Regions from separate parts of the Homo sapiens genome. Here region 2 is linked to region 1. The links are chromatin loops, found by intact Hi-C in ENCODE. Cell type or tissue: K562. All regions are shown on one strand. Each heading gives the region's core, and the rest is flanking DNA. Links, peaks and the distances in the headings are about the cores only.

Region 1 (9,284 bases), core at 890-8,889:
AGTTCAGCATTAGCAGATAAGAGATTCCACATCTACAGGAAGTTCCTTTGCATTTTTCTCCATATCCCTAAGATATGAGGAATGAAGTCCCCTGCTGACTTGAAGTCCCCTGCTGCCTGTACACTGATTTTCTGCTAGGAGGGCGTGTCTTCAGGCAGCAGTGCTCTAAAGTCCTAGGAAATACTGCATCAATCAACATTTTCTTTTCTTCCCATGCTAACAGTTGGTAGTTCGAACACTATTCACCAAGATGCATTTTCTATTTTAACCCCCATGATGACTCTGGGAAGTGGTATCTATATTATCGCCATTTTTCAGATGAAGATATTGAGGTTTACAGAGGTTAAGTAACTTGTCACAGATCACACAGTTAATAAGTGATACAGTCTGGGTTCAAACCCAAGTCTGCATTATATTAAAAAATATTAAAAAATGTGGGGGCCAGGTGTGGTGGCTCATGCCTGTAATCCCAGCACCTTGGGATGCCGAGGTGAGAGGATCGCTTGAGCCTGGGAGTTCAAGACCAGTCTGGAGGCAACATAGTGAGACCCCATCTCAACAAATTTTTTTTTTTAAGAAGACTGGCATTGTGACGTATGCTTGTAGTCCCAGCTACTTGGGAGGAGGGAGGAGGATCGCTTGTGCCAGGGAGGTCAAGGCTGCAGTGATCTGTGATTGAACCATTGCACTCCAGCCTGGGCAACAGAGCAAGACCCTGTGTCAAAAAAAAAAAAAAAAAAAAAAAAAAGGATTTCTTTAAAACTCCAAACAGAGTAGAAACCTCTTACCTTTTGCCCTACGGAAAGACCACTTTCTCTTGATTGCTCACTGCTGGTGCCTGAACCAGAATCAGAAGGGTGGTGGTGGCAGCAGTGGGGGTTGGTGGTGGGTGGAAGCAAGGGAAAGCTTGTGTGTTTGTGCATGTGCTGGTGCCTAAGAAAGGGAAATGATTCTTTTGAGTCTGATTCTTGGCTGAGTTAGTATTTGGGGGTGGGGGTGTGGCAAGCAAATCACCATGAATACCCTGCAGATTGCTATGGCCTGTGGTAAGGGAACAATGACTGGATTATACTTTTCAGCTTGCCTCTGCAATTTTATTATTAATGTCAGTGAATTGAGTTTCTACTGTCTGCATCTGAGTATCTGGCCGTAGCAAGCCCCTTCTCTACCTCCTTGCCCTGTGACAACTCCATCAGTTCAGTTAAGCTCAGCAAGCAAAGCCGCACCTTCTCTGGGAAGCGTTTCCTGACTTCCTGGGTTATATGGCTACCCTTGGTATTTTCTTAACATCCAGTTCGTGCTTCTGATCCTGTGTTTACCACATTGTGTCCTGATAAACATTGTACCTGTCTGTGCCCTGTAGTAAATATGAGTTCCTCAAGGGCAGAGACTGGGCTTCCATGTCCCCAACATCAGGCAGTGTTGGAACCAAGTGGATGTTACACAGTCGTAGAATCTTAGACTAAGTGGGACCTTATTCCTCACCATCTGCAATTGCTCATTTGACAGATGAGAAAACAGGTCTTATTAAGGCTGATAGCAAGTAGTAGTATGGCTGGGCGAAGGACTTGGGGGTCCTGATTCCCAGGTGAGCAGTTGAGCACTTTCGTTTTATAAGCGACTACTTATGACTGCATTCTCAATCATGGATGTCCACTGGAATAACTTGGGGAGTTTGAAAAATACTGATGTCTGGGACTAAGTCCAGGGATTCTGAGTTAGTTGGAGTGTAGCCTAAACTTAGGGATTTTAAAAGCTTTCCAGGTGATTCTACTGTGTAGTTAAGGTTGAGAATCATTGACTTTAGGGGCTTGGCACACCTTTGTAAGCTTCAGAGACTTGCAGATGGTTTGTGGAGAAGACTTCAGTGAACCAATTAAGTAACATTGAATAACAATAAAAATCACAAAATCAAACAAATTAACACCGCAACACTCTAGTCTTAAATTTCACTCTTCTGAAATAAGTGATCTCCAAATTGAGAAAAAGGCAAATGGGAATAAATTTGGAGACTTGACTTTTTCTGTCCCTTACATTGTTCAGTTAGTTCTTTACTGTGTCCATCTGTGACTTCTGGCATTTACCCGGTTAGTTTCATTGCAGTGGACATGCATGTGGTTTAGGAAAAATAATGCTTTGTTGCAGCGAGATTCCTGGAATAATTAGTTGAGCGAAGAGTGATAAATGAATGACTTAAAAGGAAAAACTGTAAAATATTGTACTGCCTTAGAAAAGACCATAGAATCTTAGCGATGGACAATTCAGCCCACTCGTTTTGCAGATGACGAAATTAGAGCCCAGAGAGGTTAAATGTTTTGCCCATGGTCACACAGTTGGCAGCCAATCAAGAATTAATCCATTCATTCATTTAGTCGTTCAAATATGTTTGAGTGCTGCTTTGTCTCAGCACTCTTCTTTGTTTTGGGGATAGTGGTGGCAAAGTGAGCCTTTACAAGATACTGATGTGTATGTGTGTGTGTGTGCACGCATGTGTGTGTGTGTGTATAAATGTGTAGTGTGTAGTGGTGAACCAGAACACACTTGGTAGGGGAGGGAAGTTGAGTTATGTTGGTAGTCAGGGAAGGCCTCCCTAAAGAGGTGACCTTTAAGCTGAAATCTTAATTACATGAAGGAGCTGTCCCTGTAAGGGTTTGGGAACACAGTGTCTGAAAGAATAGCCAAATGCTACGGCCCTGAGGTGGGACGAGTTTGGTGCGTTTGAGGTGCATTGGAGTGCCAGTAGGTTGGAATGCAGGACCTGAGGGGTGAGCCCTGTGAGATGAAGTTGAGAGGCAGCCAGTAGTCAGGAGGCACAGGTGTCCTGGCTCTAGTCCAGTCCTGTCTTGGTAGAGCAACACAAAATCAAGCTTGGAAGGTTTTTATGCCATCAGATGTCCAGAGGTGTTTCTTTGTTTATTTGTTTTTAACCTAGACTCAGTGTTGATCTACTTTACCCATAACTTGGGTAAATGAATATTTGCAAGAAAATGTCACCGAAGCTTGTAACTTAGACCCCACTCTTTTACCAGTTCCCCTCTGCCCCTTCAGAGGATCGCTTACAGTTTTAGAGTTCCTCATTTTTACTTTTAAATAATCAGTATTAATCATGCATGGGAGGAAGATTATCATGTTTTGAAATGATGACAGTTTTGATTTGACATGCTATTAGTTCGAAGGTTGTAAACAGTTGACATGTACAACACTGCCTCCCCAAATTTTATTTTAAGACATGGGGAGGCATCTCATGCTGGAGCTGCTGTAATTCTTTACTGATACTGCTTTTGTGTCTTCTTTCCCTTACTCTGTTGTTCTTCACCAGATTGAGAATGCCAGCGAGGTGCTCATCACTCCCTTGGAGAAGTTTCGAAAGGAACAGATCGGGGCTGCCAAGGTGAGAATTTTGCAAGCTTTGGTCTGGATTTTAGGGTGAGAGGTCTGGAAAACATAGCACCTTTCTTTAAAACAAAGTCTTCAGAAATGTCTTCAGAAAATCGAAGCCCACCTTCTTCAGAAAATCTTAGGCAGAAAACTCTATAGAGCCCAACTCATCGGTTCTTTACGGGTGACTGAAGTACGACCATCTGAGCCGTCAACCCCGGAGGGGCCATTCTGGTATTTTGTTACCTCATTGTTCTGTGCTTGTTCATAAATCATCCAAAGGTAGAAACCACACCTCATTTGTGTTATTATAATAGATAGCTGTGTGCTTAGACAATTGTCTTTATTGAACAATACATTTGTTTTCGTGGAATTGTATTTTGTGGAGGTCCAGGACTTGCAGCCTAAGCAGGGGTTACAAATTTGTGCCCTGTGGGTACAGGGACTTTCTTTAAAAGGAGGCAGCTGGTACTTAGGTTTAGCTGATTTTTGTTGGGTCTGGAAATGGGCCCTCTCTTGCTGATTCTTTAAATGTTTCAAGACAAACTGAAAAGCCAGTTTTATGTGAAATTTCTTGTTGGCAAATAATTTTAAAATATATATTACCCATTGTGCAGGTCAAAAAATGACATCTGCAGGCCTGCTTCAACCTGGAGATCACCGTTTGTTATCACTGACCTGGAGGGACTGTAGCCTAAGCTTGACTAATTCTAATGTGTTCTTGAGAGACTGCAAAGGGAATCCTGTTCCTTTTTAAAAGGTGGATTCTCCAGGGCTCCTTTGCCCTGTAATAAATCACTAGGAGGGCTGGGCGCAGTGGCTCATGCCTGTAATCCCAGCACTTTGGGAGGCCTAGGTGGGCAGATCACGAGGTCAGGAGTTCGAGACCAGGCTGGCCAATATGGCGAAACCCCGTCTCTACTAAAATAGAAAAATTAGCTGGGCATGGTGGTGGGTGCCTGTAGTTCCCAGCTACTCGGGAGGCTGAGGCAGGAGAATCGCTTGAACCCAGGAGGTGGAGGTTGCAGTGAGCCGAGATCGCGCCACTGACTGCAGCCTGGGCAACAGAGCAAGACTCCATGTCCAAAAAAAAAAAAATCACTAGGAAACTCTAGCTGGTTTGACCTTCGGTAGAGTGTTAGAGGCTACCTGCAGAGAAGATGTTTTCATTGGAATCAATGAAAGCAAAAAGATTTCCAACGTTTTCTTCCTGTTTTTCTGGAACTGTGAGTCAATTCAGCTGCGGTCTCTTACGCCACCTGCAGGGGCTTTTGGGCAACACCACCCTCTTACTTTGTGTGGATTTTGCTTAGTTGCAAAATGAGGTATTCCTCACCCCTACAACACACACACCCCTGAGTGCATCTGCTTTCTGGAAATAGATATGATTAGGGCCTGCAAAAGATGATGTTTAGTCAGGGTCTTTCAGAGGGATGGTTGATTACAGTTTGAAAGAGGGACTGTGGCAAAGACTTTCTCCCAGTTTTAGAGTATTTTCTACTAATTTTAGTTTACACATTTATGAGGAAGTGGGAGCTCACTGGTGCTGTATCAGAGATTAAGGAATGTATAATTTACACAAAGTCTTATTCCACTAAGAATTCATACAGACTGTGAACCAGTCCAGTGATGGCAGTTAATAAGCCGTGAGCGAATGCTCCCTCAGTTCCTGGCAGTGCAGGCCCTGCCCGCAGGGCTCCTCTTGGTGGCCTTGGGGCCTGTGCCTCCCCACTCTTGAACATGCTTGGCAGTGGCTTCCGGGGGTTATGCAGAGCTTGGAGACTGAGGCAGAGCAGAGCTGTTTGTTGAGTCATCTTTTCAGTAGTTACTTCTCCTTCTGAGCACAGATGCCTCTCTCTCTGGCCTCTTCTCTCACTGGCTTGAGGGTTACCATGGTTACCAAGGAGGTGAGGCAAGAGTCTGAGTGAGCTCCCTTTGGGCTTGATACCAGTGATCTTAATGATAGGAGGAGCTACTGTCCCCCGGGGCGGCGGCTGGGGGGTGGTATAGATGGTGACATACTAGAATAAAAGAATTTAAGTAGTCACTCACCAAAGCATGTTTCCCCTCATGCATATTCTATTCTCCTATTCATTAAACCATGAATAATTATTGATTATTAAATAACTTTTGGATGATCACTAAAGAAGAATTGTGATGACATTTGGGTGATGTCTCATCCTTCCCCATTTGTCATTTTTTCCTCCTGGCATGTCCTCCTTTGCATCACTCCACACACACATACATTTATATCATAACATTATGTAAATTTAAGAGACAACAAACAAGCAAACAACAGATCCACTTCTAGGCGACCCAGGGAGCAGTCTCAAGAACATCTCAGAGCCAGCAAGTGCTCTTCAGCTGGTTTGGGTATTGGCCAAGTGGAGGTTCTGAACTCTGTCTGTGCCATGCTAAAATTACTTTTTCCTCCTCCTCCACTCTCTGGTGCTGCTTCGGTTGCCATAACAGCCTGTTGGAGAGTGCACCATGTGAAGGCTGCCAGGGAGGAAGATTCTTGGGCATTCTTATGCTAATGTGCTACTCTGGAGTAGGGCACGACCCCTGGTGCTTGACATAACCATGGCCCTAAGTTTCTATTTCCAAGTTTGAGGAAATTATTTTTTCCTGTATTAGAGGTACATTTGGAATGCTGGACTCTAGAATAAGTATAACAGACATAAGAGAGTAGCGTAGAGAGTGGGTCTACAGCTAGACTGTCTGAATCCAAATCTCACTTCTGCCATTTGCATGTAGACTTGGGGAGGTTACTAAACCTCTTCATGCCTGTTTCCTGATCTCTAAAATGGGGGTAATAATAAAACTTGCCTCGTAGAGTTATTATGAAGAAGAAGTGAGTGAACTCCTATCAAATGCTTAAAACGGTGTCTGTCGTATAGCTACCTGAACATGAGAACAAGGTTGGTCATGTAGTCATTCAATGTTAGTGATTATATTAGATACACACAGTTCATTTGTTTAAAAAATATGTGAGAGCCTGCTCTGTGCCAGCACTGTTCTGTGCCCTGATATTTGGTGGAGAACAAGGCAGGCGTGGTTGCTGTGCTCATGAAGTAGCTGGGGTGAAAGACATCAGACAAAAAGATACAAATAAATGTCTAATTTCCAATTGTAGTAGGTTCTTGGGACGGTTACCTTCATGGCACACAGGACATGGAAAGCAGGTGTGTTCTTGATAAGAAGGAGGCAGGTTTAGGTGATGAGCTCACCACTGTCACCACCATTGCTGACATTTATTGAGCACTTTCCATGTGGTAGGCACCCTGCCAAGCACTGTATGTGGTTTATTTCATTTAACCCTAGAAATCCTTTGAGGAGGGGGTGTTCTTATTTTTATTTTGTTATATGGTCCTTGAGCTGAAAGAAGAAACCCGAGCAATTATCTAATCATCCTCAATTTATAGTTGAGGAAATTGAGTCCTGGAGAGGGATGGTGATTTGTTTCTAGCCAGTCCATATTGAGTTGGGAATAAATTTTAGGATTCTAACTCAATCCTTGACTTAACTACCCCACAGTAGACTCTCTGGAAGGTGAAAACCATCTTGTGTCCTGAGTAATGGACACACTCTCCCATCTTAAGAACATTATCTAAGCTGTAGTACTTTTTTGCTGCAGAGGTCTTATTGCTGTTTTCTCAGGACAGAAACGGCTTCCCTTTCTCCTTATTTTTTTCTCTAACTTTGGGTGTCCTCTTAAACATGGAATGTGGAGGCACAAGTTGCCAGAATGTCCCAGAATGCCAGTGACTCATGTTCCCTGGCCTTTTCTCACCTCTGGCCAGCTGGACTGTCTGGGACCAGGATTCTCCTTTTGGAGTTGCTGATAAGGCTGGTGGGAGCGGATACATGTGAGCAGCATTTGGAGTTGGAGCCCCAGTTCAAAGTTGCTGGTTTCACTAATGGAAAAGAATTGCTTGAGTCAAGTCTCTTGCCTGTACCCTCCTCAAATTTGAAGGAGTAATGTGTCCTCAGGCTTTTTCTTCATTTGCTGCTAAATGTTTAATTGTTCTTGTATGTGAACAGTCTTTTAAGCAAAACTCAGATTCATGGAAATGAGTATGTGTCAGCTAAAATGGATATATGGTTATTCTGCCCACTCTGTGAGCATGTACCAGAGGAGTGGTATTCTGACATAGCGGAGCTTGTTAGGGCTCCGGGTGATGGCTTCTGGCTCCGAGTGTCCTGCCCCAGGGCATTTGCACTTGATGGTTCTGCTCTAGAAGGCTCTACTCTGCTCCTTCTGTATTTCACAGGTAGGTCTCAGCTCACATCTCCCTTCCCCAAATGATGCCTTTCCTGGGTGCCCTATCTACAGAATCTCTGTGACTGCGCCCTGTTTATTTCCTTTGTAGCACTTGCAGCAGTCTATAATTATGCTGATTATTTGTTTACTGGTTAATCATGGTTCTCCTACTAGAACATTTCTACCGTGAGGGTTGGGACCATTTTTGTCTTGTATTTCTGGTGCCTAAAGTAGAGCCTTACACAGAGTGGTTGCTGATTATAAATTTGTTAAAGGAATAAAGAGATGTGTCTGAGCTTCTTTATTTGGCCAGAAAATATTTTTTCTCTTCTAGGCTTTGGAGTTGCAGAAAAACATCCCTATGGGTTCAGGCTCCACATGAGTCAAAAGCAGGAATAATGTACCCAATTAGCAAATTTGATCCCGTTTATCAGCCAAGTGCCAACCTTCTTCCAGCTTCCTTGCCTGCTCTCCCCGTTGGAATGTGGAAGGAAGGCAGACTGCCTGTGACAATCTGTCTCAGCTGTGGTGGAGAACATGGGCTTTGGAGGCACATTGTCCTAGGCTCCAATCCCAGCTCTGTCACTCTCCGTGACTTTTCACAAGTTCACCTCTTTGGGTCCAAGTTTTCTTATCAGTCAAATGGGAGATAGAAATAGAACCACAGTGACCCAATGATTCAGTGGTGGGGAGCAGGGATTAATTATGGTAATTATTTTTCATTTTGAAGACAATAATACGGCTAATAATTTCTTAAAGAGAAGAGAAAAATAACTGTTACCCCATTACCATAACTCAGGTATTTGCCTATAAGTAAATTCCCACCTCATCTTTGTCCATAGGTAGACACACTCTATGTAGGATGCAGCAAGTTTATATAATGCTGTTTTACTTTTCTCTCTAGTTTTCCAATGACTAGTTATGCTTATTGGATGTTCCGTACTTTAATTATGCCAAACGCTATCCTTGGAAGTGATGTTGCTGCTGCTGCTTTTATTTTTCTTTTGCTAGCATAAATGGTGCCGTAGTAAACAAATGTGTGTGAAGATAATATTGTTGTTTTGAATTATTCCTCAGCTTAAAGACCTGCATGTGATATTAAGTGTCAAGAGATATTTAGGCTTACATACCAAGAAGTGTTTTTGGGACAGTATTAAGGCTGGATCTAGCCTTAGTCTAGACTTGTCTCATTCAAGCTGTGAGGATATCTTCCTTCCTTGGTGTTAGCTTCATAGGTACCCCCACTGCTGCTGCTCCCCAGCCCCCAACCCCTGGCTGCCTTCTGGCCTTGAATATCCTTGTGAGTTAGAAAGTAGAAATTTCTGTTTCACAAAGTTCTTAGAGGGGGAATCTTGGCTTTGCCACCATTAGATATTCGTATTTACCTCATTTCTGGTCTTGTCCTGGTTGGTGCCTCTCTGCTAGACACTCAAACTCAGGGGGCTGTTGATGGGTGGCTGCAGGATTTAATGGGCATTACCTGAAAAGTAGGAGCTGAGTCGTCATCTGTGTTCTGAGCAGAAGGATCTTGAGAGATGGAGGCTGCTTTTATTCCTGCAACGTGTTACTCTTTTTCTTTTTCTCTTCTCTTTTTTTGCCAGGAAGCCAAAAAGAAGTATGACAAAGAGACAGAAAAGTATTG
Region 2 (9,284 bases), core at 1-8,000, 730 kb before region 1:
ATGAATGCACACCATTGGAGGGCATAATAGAGTTTATTTGCTTTTCTATTTAACTGTGATACCCTGGTTTATTTGAAATCATTCCTGACACACCCAGAGAATTCAGAGCTCTAAATTAAGGGTTTGAGGAACTTACAGCAGAATTTAGAATTCTAATGACTTCACTAATTTTCCAGGGATCCCCAGAGGGAACCTGAAAAGCCATAATATCCTATGGGACTGAGTTCCCTTTGTCCACTGAAAGGGTAAGAACTCTGTCCAGATCCAGATGTAGAATCCCTTCTTTCTCTAGTTCAGAGGACATTTAGTTTAATTTTGTTAGAAGACATACTAGAAAACCGTCATGTGAAGTAAGAAAGCTTTATTTTTTTCCTCCCTATCGATTCTTTATTATGCTTATCACAGTTTTTAAAAAGTAATTATCTGCTAATTCCAACATCAGGTTAGATAAGTCTATTTGTATTGATGGATTTTTCTCTTGACTCTGGGTTACATTTTCCTGTTTTTACACACCTGGCCAGTTATTTCTTTGTTGCAGCATTGTTAATTATCATGTTGTAGAGATTATGAGCTCTGAATTTTGTCAGAAGGTTGTTGAGTTTTTGCCTAGCAGGCAGTCAAATTACTAAAGGATAAATTTGATCTTATTTCTAACTGTCATGTACAGTGATTCTTCTAGGGAGATAGGGATAGGGGAGAGGGAAAATGTAGTTTAAAAATCCTAGGCTAACTCCTGCTGAGGAAAATCACTGGTAAACTAGTGACTACTCTGCTAAATTGCCTCTCTTGACATTGTCAACCTGAAGCCATCAAAAGGATCAGAATACAGAGTTTATGCAAGTAGAAAGCTGGGAATGGCCAATCAGAGAACACAAACTTTAGAAAATGGGGTCAGTGTTCCCAAAAGCTTTATTTTCTTTTATGGACTTCTACTTCTTTGATGGAGATGTCACCAATTAAAAGGTAGCTGAAGAAAGACACAGGTAGGGAATTTTTAAAATAACTTTGCCAGAAAGATACAGATACAGAATTTTTAAAATAACTTTACCAAAACAGAAAAATAATATACTTTCCATATTGTACTAAGATTTGGCATTTTACTAGAAAAGGGCATAAGAATAGTGACTTTTCTAGTCAGGCTACCTGAAATATAGTACAAATAAACCAATCTTGAAGTGATCCCAAAACACCTCCTTCTAATCAGTCAAAGTAGATATTACAAAAGCTAAACATTAAAGCTCATGTACTACTATCATAGGGGCAGCTCTCAGGTTCCTTTTCAGAGTCCATTTAAGCTTAAGGGAGGGAAAAATGTATTAATAAGCTGTTATCTGTTTTCCTACTTCATAACAAAATGCCAGAAGGAACTGCTAAAGGTGTGCACAGTGGCCATCAAGAAGTATGTGACTGGGCCGGGCGCAGTGGCTCACGCCTGTAATCCCAGCACTTTGGGAGGCCGAGGTGGGCAGGTCACCTGAGGTTAGAAGTTTGAGACCAGCCTGGGCAACATGACAAAACCCCGTCTCTACTAAAGATACAAAAATTATCTGGGTGTGGTGGTGTGCACCTGTAATCCCAGCTACTTGGGAGGCTGAGGCAGAAGAATCGCTTGAACCCAGGAGGTGGAGGTTGCAGTGAGCCAAGATCACACCACTGCACTCCAGCCTGGGCGACAGAGCGAGACTCTGTCTCAAAAAAAAAAAAAAAAAAAAAAAAAAAGTATGTGACTGAGGAAGCAGAAGAAACAGATACCTGTTATAAACATCTGTACCTGAAATGGTAAAAAATGTAAAGTGTTTATACTTTTCTTATTTACCAGTTCACTGGAAAATACATTTTTATGGATTACCACCTCCTCTGATGCTGCCAGGTGAATGAGGAGTTAGCTACAGTAATAAGGTGGTAACACAGTTGATTGGTTATATCTAACACTATTTGTGTGGTACCAAAAGCACTTGTACATATGAAGCATAATATATTTTAAAATTATTTATTTTAACTGCATCTGAAATAGAAGGAAAAAAGGAGGTTTTTGAGCCCTAGCATTAATGAGCTAGGGCCTTCATAATTAAAAAAGTGACCTAGTGAGCTGTACCTATTAGGCATCAAATATTTTAATTTTTTTCCATGTGATAACAGACACTTTCATTTCTCCTTTTCTGTAATTTTTCTCCTGTTCCTTAATACTTCTTTTATTTTATTAAAGGAAATTCATCTCAAGGTAAAGGTTTACTTATTGGACTATGTTATAAGATAGCAAGATAATAGGGAAATGGTGTTTCCAGTAGAATTTTTGCTAAACAAAATTTACATGTCTCCAAGAAGAACTGGTTGTCTTCCTCTTGGAATTAAATGATCTGTAGGCTATTGGATTCCTTTTTTTTTTTTTTTTTTTTTACAAAGTGATCTGATCTATAATTTAGTAATACGGTCCAGAGTCCCTAAGATCTGTTTGTTCTTCAGTTTGTGTACTGCCAGCATTTCTGTAACACTGCCACTCAAGCCTCCAAGTCTCAGACAGCAGTGCCCTCTAGCAGTCTTTCATTTGGAGATTGTGTGGTGATTGAGATTACCCACTGGTGACCTCTCTAGGTCCTCTTGAGATATTTTATTTTAATTTAATTTTTACTTCTCTTACTGAACAAGCAAAGGGATTTTTAATGTTTGTTGGGTGTCAGGCTTTGACTTTGAGGGATCTATTAAAGCTGTTTACCTATGCTAAAGCATCATAAACTAAGGAAGTGGCCAGGTAATTGTCCGTACCATATTGTATATTCTTGCAAACTCTGTTTTGACCTACTAGTCACTGTTTCATCAGTTTTCATCTATTAAAAGAAACTGGGCCAGGCATGGTGGCTCACGCCTGTAATCCCAGCACTTTGGGAAGCCAAGGCGGGCAGATCACGAGGTCAGGAGATCAAGACCATCCTGGCTAACACAGTGAAACCCCGTCTCTACTAAAAATACAAAAAATCAGCTGGGTGTGGTGGCGGGCGCCTGTAGTCCCAGCTACTCGGGAGGCTGAGGCAGGAGAACAGCATGAACCCGGGGGGCGGAGCTTGCAGTGAGCCGAAATTGTGCCACTGCACTCCAGCCTGGGTGATAGAGCGGGACTCCGTCTCAAAAAAAAAAAAAAAAAAAATATATAGAAACTGATAAAACAAATTATTTATGTTTATAATGAGTCTGGCCTCATTGCAAAAACATTCATTTAATATTCATCTGCCAATTTTCTTTTTTGCTTCTGCTTGGCTTTTAGAGTTCCTCATATTTTTGTGTCTCTGTCTCTGTGCTTTCCGAGGTCTTTCAATCTCTTATGTCTCTCAATCTAAAGAAAAGATGTCCTTGTATCAGTTTCAGTGGTTTACTTCAAATCACAACACAAATGAATTTATAGTTTGGAAAAATGTTGATAATATTAAAATATGTTCATTTCCTCCAGTGTGTTTGTAGTCTCTCTCCATTTTGGCAGCCTTTTAAATACTTACGCAGTAATCTAATCAGAAAAGATACAGAAGACACCGGGCATAGTGGTGCACGCCTGTTAGTGCCAGTCACTTGCGGGGCTGAGGCAGAAGGTTGGCTTGAGCCCTGGAGGTGTAGGTTGCAGTGAGCCGAGCTCGCGCCACTGCACTCCAGCCTGAGTGACAGACTCTTGTCTCCAAAAAAAAAAAAAAGAAAAGAAAAGAAAGAAAAGACATAGAAGAGTTTCTTGTGGCTTTTATAGTAATTTGGAGGATAGAAAAGTAAGTTATAGGCCGATATTTGAGCCCATCCAACTCTCACTTCTTGCTGAGTACCACAAAATAGTTTCTCAATAAATGTTTATTAAGCAGTAAATGTATCTCTTTAGTGTTTCTTCTTTTATTCTTAATAGTTCTTCTTTTATTGTTAATATAGGGAATTACTTGTAGTTTTTCCCAAGTTATTTTCATGAGAACCAAAACAATATACTAGTACAGAAATGCCTCAAAGTATTAGATGAAAACTGCATTTAGTAAAATGCGTAGGCATTATTTCGAGAGCATTTATTTCAGTCAGATATATTCCTTTCTTAAAATTTAGTTTGAAAGTACATGTATTATTTTAAGAGAAACATGCCCCAAATACAATGACTTTTTAGGAAAACTTGTTTTTTAAAAGTATTTGTGGTACCTGTGAGTTTATCCTTGTTTTCTAATTTTGCCATGCTCGGTTGAGGTATAGCATGACATGGTTGGCATCCTTACTGGAAAGCTTCCTTGTGCAATATCTAGTGGAATTGTTAGGGTAAACAGTATCTTCAGGTATATTAGGAAAATTACTTGTGCACTTGGATTATGCTCTCTGTCCCAAGTTTCAGTCATTGCTGACAGCGTTCAGTGTGGGATGCGCAGTAGCACTGCTTCCATTGTATTCTTTTGTTAAGAGGTTTGGAAAGAGAGACTCCTGACTTCAGGAGTTTTTAGAAAAAGCATTCCAGTTTTTTCTAGTTCTAGAGGCCTTGATAACTTTAAGAACTGAAATTTTAATGTTTATTGAATACCGTGATGTCAGTATACAGTAATCTTAAAACTATGTTAAAATGCACTTGTGTCTCCAAACATCCTGCCTTCTTTTGTGACTACATCCTTCTCTTAGCCAAAATAACAAGCTAACTAGAGTTTCAATATTCAATATCCTTCTCTGGCAGATGTTTTCTGGCAAAGGCCTTCCTGCATTTATGAATTCTCTCTCAAGAAGCAAGAGAACACCTGCAGGAAGTGAATCAAGATGCAGAACACAGAGGAATAATCACCTGCTTTAAAAAAATAAAGTACTGTTGAAAAGATCATTTCTCTCTATTTGTTCCTAGGTGTAAAATTTTAATAGTTAATGCAGAATTCTGTAATCATTGAATCATTAGTGGTTAATGTTTGAAAAAGCTCTTGCAATCAAGTCTGTGATGTATTAATAATGCCTTATATATTGTTTGTAGTCATTTTAAGTAGCATGAGCCATGTCCCTGTAGTCGGTAGGGGGCAGTCTTGCTTTATTCATCCTCCATCTCAAAATGAACTTGGAATTAAATATTGTAAGATATGTATAATGCTGGCCATTTTAAAGGGGTTTTCTCAAAAGTTAAACTTTTGCTATGACTGTGTTTTTGCACATAATCCATATTTGCTGTTCAAGTTAATCTAGAAATTTATTCAATTCTGTATGAACACCTGGAAGCAAAATCATAGTGCAAAAATACATTTAAGGTGTGGTCAAAAATAAGTCTTTAATTGGTAAATAATAAGCATTAATTTTTTATAGCCTGTATTCACAATTCTGCGGTACCTTATTGTACCTAAGGGATTCTAAAGGTGTTGTCACTGTATAAAACAGAAAGCACTAGGATACAAATGAAGCTTAATTACTAAAATGTAATTCTTGACACTCTTTCTATAATTAGCGTTCTTCACCCCCACCCCCACCCCCACCCCCCTTATTTTCCTTTTGTCTCCTGGTGATTAGGCCAAAGTCTGGGAGTAAGGAGAGGATTAGGTACTTAGGAGCAAAGAAAGAAGTAGCTTGGAACTTTTGAGATGATCCCTAACATACTGTACTACTTGCTTTTACAATGTGTTAGCAGAAACCAGTGGGTTATAATGTAGAATGATGTGCTTTCTGCCCAAGTGGTAATTCATCTTGGTTTGCTATGTTAAAACTGTAAATACAACAGAACATTAATAAATATCTCTTGTGTAGCACCTTTTACTGTAGATTAGTGCTTAATTTCTTGGCTTGCATTTGTTGATTGCTAAGGCAATTTTTTCTAATCTTAGGGAATCATTCAGTAGATGCGATTAAAAAACTAATGTTGGGTCAATTTTTTTCTTCATTTTCAGCACAAGAAGTCCTCTTATATCCTACTAAATACATTCCTAAAAATGTATTTGAACATTGGTTCTGTAAAAGATAATGGACTAAAAAAGTAGAGAGGAGTTGTAGAGATCTTAAATCATTCTGGAATTCCTAATTATGCTTCAATTTTTAGACATAATTTTAGATAATTTATTTCCAGTGTTTTCTGCATGTTCTCATTTGTTCTTTTTCTCAGTTGAATGCACCAACTGGTTTGAGTCCTGTGAGCATTCAGTCAGTTGAAATTAAAGATTCCTCATTTCTCCTGATTTCTATTCTTGTCTCAATCTTAAATTTAGAGACCAGTTGTTTTTATGATATCAGCCATTTGATTTTTTTCATTTTCTATTTAAGAAATATGAAGAAAAAATACACCAAGATGGTCAAATTACTACACAAATCAGCACCAGCACAGTCTGATAGCTGCAAATGTCCATTCATCTGCTGTGTATGTATATCCAGAATCAGCATAGGAAGTCGTTCAGGATATCAGTATATAATGCACAGAAGTGTGGGTTGTTTGAAAGCCAAACAGGAAAATTAGGAGCCTCCTGGATTGACATTTCAATGATCCCTCTAACCAGTTTATGGATTATTATGAATAATAGTGTAGTGTGTTCTTTTTCAGAAGTTATATTTGATAATAGAGAAGGGAGTTTTATGGAAGTTTCTTTGAAGATTTTTTTTTTTCCATTTCGAATCAGATTATAGCAACAATGGAGTTTGGAAGTTTGTATGGCCTATAATGTTCTAAGTTCCAGAATGAAAAGATCTGTAACAATCTGAATAGATGTGGACACATATAGCAGAGAGAACTATGTAAATTATCTTGCAGAACAAAATAGAAGGGTCCTAAATCACGTTAACTCAAACATTGTAGACTAGCTTTGTGTTTATTCTTCAGGTCCTTGCGCCTTATTTGGTTTTGTATATTCAACGAACTGAAATATTTGGAATTCCTATTTCTACGTATTTGGTGGTCCATAAGACTTTGTCAAATGTAAACCTACAGTTTGATACGCTTTAAAATACCTAGTTAAGAGGATGATTTCTCTTTAATCGTTTAAATGTTCTGAAAATTAAAATCTTTTGAGGCACATGAAGTGGGCACCATATATCATCTAGAGTCCTTACTGGTATTCAGGATGAAAATGTTCACGCTGCATTAATTGTCATTTTTCTCTCCCATGTTCTTTCTCACTTTGATACGTTAATACTGATAATGGATAAAGAGTGAGTTTTTATAATAAATGGTTTTGGAAAGGTATTCATAGGAACCGCGGTTATTTACTTAAGGTTATGGAGTAAACTAGCTTGGACCTTGGGCTGCAGGACGACTAGGATTCACCCATAACGACACAGTGCCCTATGTTTCTTAACTTCTTGTTGCCATTTGAAACTCTGTACTCTTATGTTTAAAGGGTTCTGTATAGCCATTTTTTTTTTCAGAAAGTTACATTGCTTTGTATAGAAATAAAAGGCATTATTAAAATTTGCTTGTTAAAAAATGATAAGAATGAATATCTTTACTTATAGGGTCAATTTTGTTTAGAGTTTTAAAGAAACAACAGAAGTTTTAGTGAAGTAAATGATTTTTTTTTTCCCTTTGCTTTCTTATTACATACTGACTTGAGCTCTGGCCCACCGTGAGTCATTATTAGTACAGATGAAATTTTGTTTGGTCTTCACTATGTGTTTTTTGTTTGTTTGTTTTTTGAGACGGAGTCTCGCCCTGTCGCCCAGGCTGGAATGCAGTGTTGCGATCTCCACTCACTGCAACCTCCGCCTCCCAGGTTCAAGCGATTCTCCTGCCCCAGCCTCCCAAGTAGCTGGGATTACAGGCGCGCGCCACTACGCCCAGCTAATTTTTATATTTTTAGTAGAGACGGGGTTTCACTATGTTGGTCAGGCTGGTCTCGAGCTCTTGACCTCGTGATCCGCCCGCCTCGGCCTCCCAAAGTGCTGGGATTACAGGTGTGAGCCACCGCACCCAGCCTTCACTGTGTTCTTATACTAAAATATACTCTACTTAGCTATAAATGGTTTACATTCAAAGGAAGAAGTAAGATAACTACTGAAGTAGAGTATCAGGACCAATAGAAGTGATATTTCAATTTGAGTGATTGCCTGAGGGGGTAAGATTCTGGGGTGAGAATCTAGACCCTAACAAAACTAGACCCCTGGCCTCAGGCTTTACATCCAGTCCAATGCCCTCTTCCCATTGTCCCAACCTTCTGGAGGGTTGGCGTGTAAACATTGACATAAAATGAAAAAAATCATTTGACCGTGCTTCTTGTAAACATCAGTAATCTAATTTTAACTGAAAACATGCTAAGAATAGACATGGAATTGTACATTTATGTAAAGTAGGAGGATGTGTGTTTGTATAGATAGATGGATGCATAGATTTTTTTTTTTTTTTTTTTTTTTTTTTTGAGACAGGGTCTCGCTCTGTTGCCCAGACTTAAGTACAAAGTCGTGATCTTGGCTCACTGCAACCTTCACCTTCCAGGCTCAAGCCATCCCACCTCAGCCTCCCCAAGTAGCTGGGACTACAGGCATGTGCCACCACACCCAGTTAATTTTTGTATTTTTAGTAGAGACAGGGTTTTGCCATGTTGCCCAGACTGGTCTTGAATTCCTGGGCTCAAGCAATCTGAAGTGCTGGAATTACAGGCGTGAGCCACCTCACCTGGCCAGTAGGAGGGTATATTTTATGAAAAAGTAGTTGTGACCCCTATTACCTATGTGAATCTGGTTCTTGGTTAAACCTCAGTGGTGAATATAGGTTAATCATGTGCAAAATGTATAATAATTTTCAGGTTCTGTGGGTGGTTCAGCTGTTCAGAAGATTTTCACCTCTCAGGCTTTTAGAATATGAGTTGAGGAATGATGAGGGTCATAACAGAAGGCAAAATATGCTTCCATAGATGGTTTATATATTTAAAAAAAATGTTTTTTTGCGTATTTTAAACCCTAAATAGTGTTTCTATCCTGTAAGATGGATAAGGTGGATTGGGTGAGAGCATTTGTTAAAGCAGTAGTACAGTACTCTTGCATCTCCTTTTCCCTTTTGCGTATACCTGTACACGTTTGTGTATGTGTATAATTGTGTTCTTTTAGACTACCTACAGAAAGTGCCCTTTGACAAGTAGCCTCTGCATGTTGGTTCTTTGTAGGCTCTACTGTTAATGTGGAAGACATCTCAAAGAAATACACTGGGAATTCCCAAAGGGGAGAGTAAGTTTAGGTTGAAAGTGAAAGAGGTGTTCAGGAGGAAATGATGGTTGTAGAAATTGATTTTTGTATCATCTCCATTCTAAAAAGAAGCTATTTTATAACCCAGTTGATTGTATCACCTACAACTTTATGGCCTATAGAAAGAACTGCTCTTACGTAAAGTACATGAATTG

What was found. Hi-C counts contacts between places; a loop is a spot of excess contacts. Peaks named below come from ENCODE experiments on the same cell type or tissue, not always from the same donor. Only the 100,000 strongest peaks of a DNase experiment are listed, where the experiment ranks them.
Region 2: a loop joins it to region 1, with 6 times the contacts of the local background. A loop is called at or near these places in 16 of 110 quality-filtered maps.

What each region holds. Positions count from the first base shown.
Region 1 is chr5:142,876,055-142,885,338 of GRCh38, forward strand. ARHGAP26 (Rho GTPase activating protein 26) reads left to right here. Exons shown (of 23, transcript NM_001135608.3): 4 at 3,320-3,391; 5 at 9,244-9,284. Among named protein-coding and RNA genes, the nearest start is that of ARHGAP26-AS1, 12 kb to the left of the region's middle. In K562, for the core only: a CTCF peak has its summit at 4,640; a DNase peak (open chromatin) is centred at 4,667; H3K27me3 peaks cover 470 bases.
Region 2 is chr5:142,147,059-142,156,342 of GRCh38, forward strand. NDFIP1 (Nedd4 family interacting protein 1) reads left to right here. Exons shown (of 8, transcript NM_030571.4): 8 at 4,673-7,382. LOC107986455 (a long non-coding RNA gene) reads right to left here. Exons shown (of 3, transcript XR_001742907.3): 3 at 7,353-9,284. Among named protein-coding and RNA genes, the nearest start is that of NDFIP1, 43 kb to the left of the region's middle. In K562, for the core only: CTCF peaks have their summits at 2,542 and 4,996 (motif pointing right); a DNase peak (open chromatin) is centred at 4,993.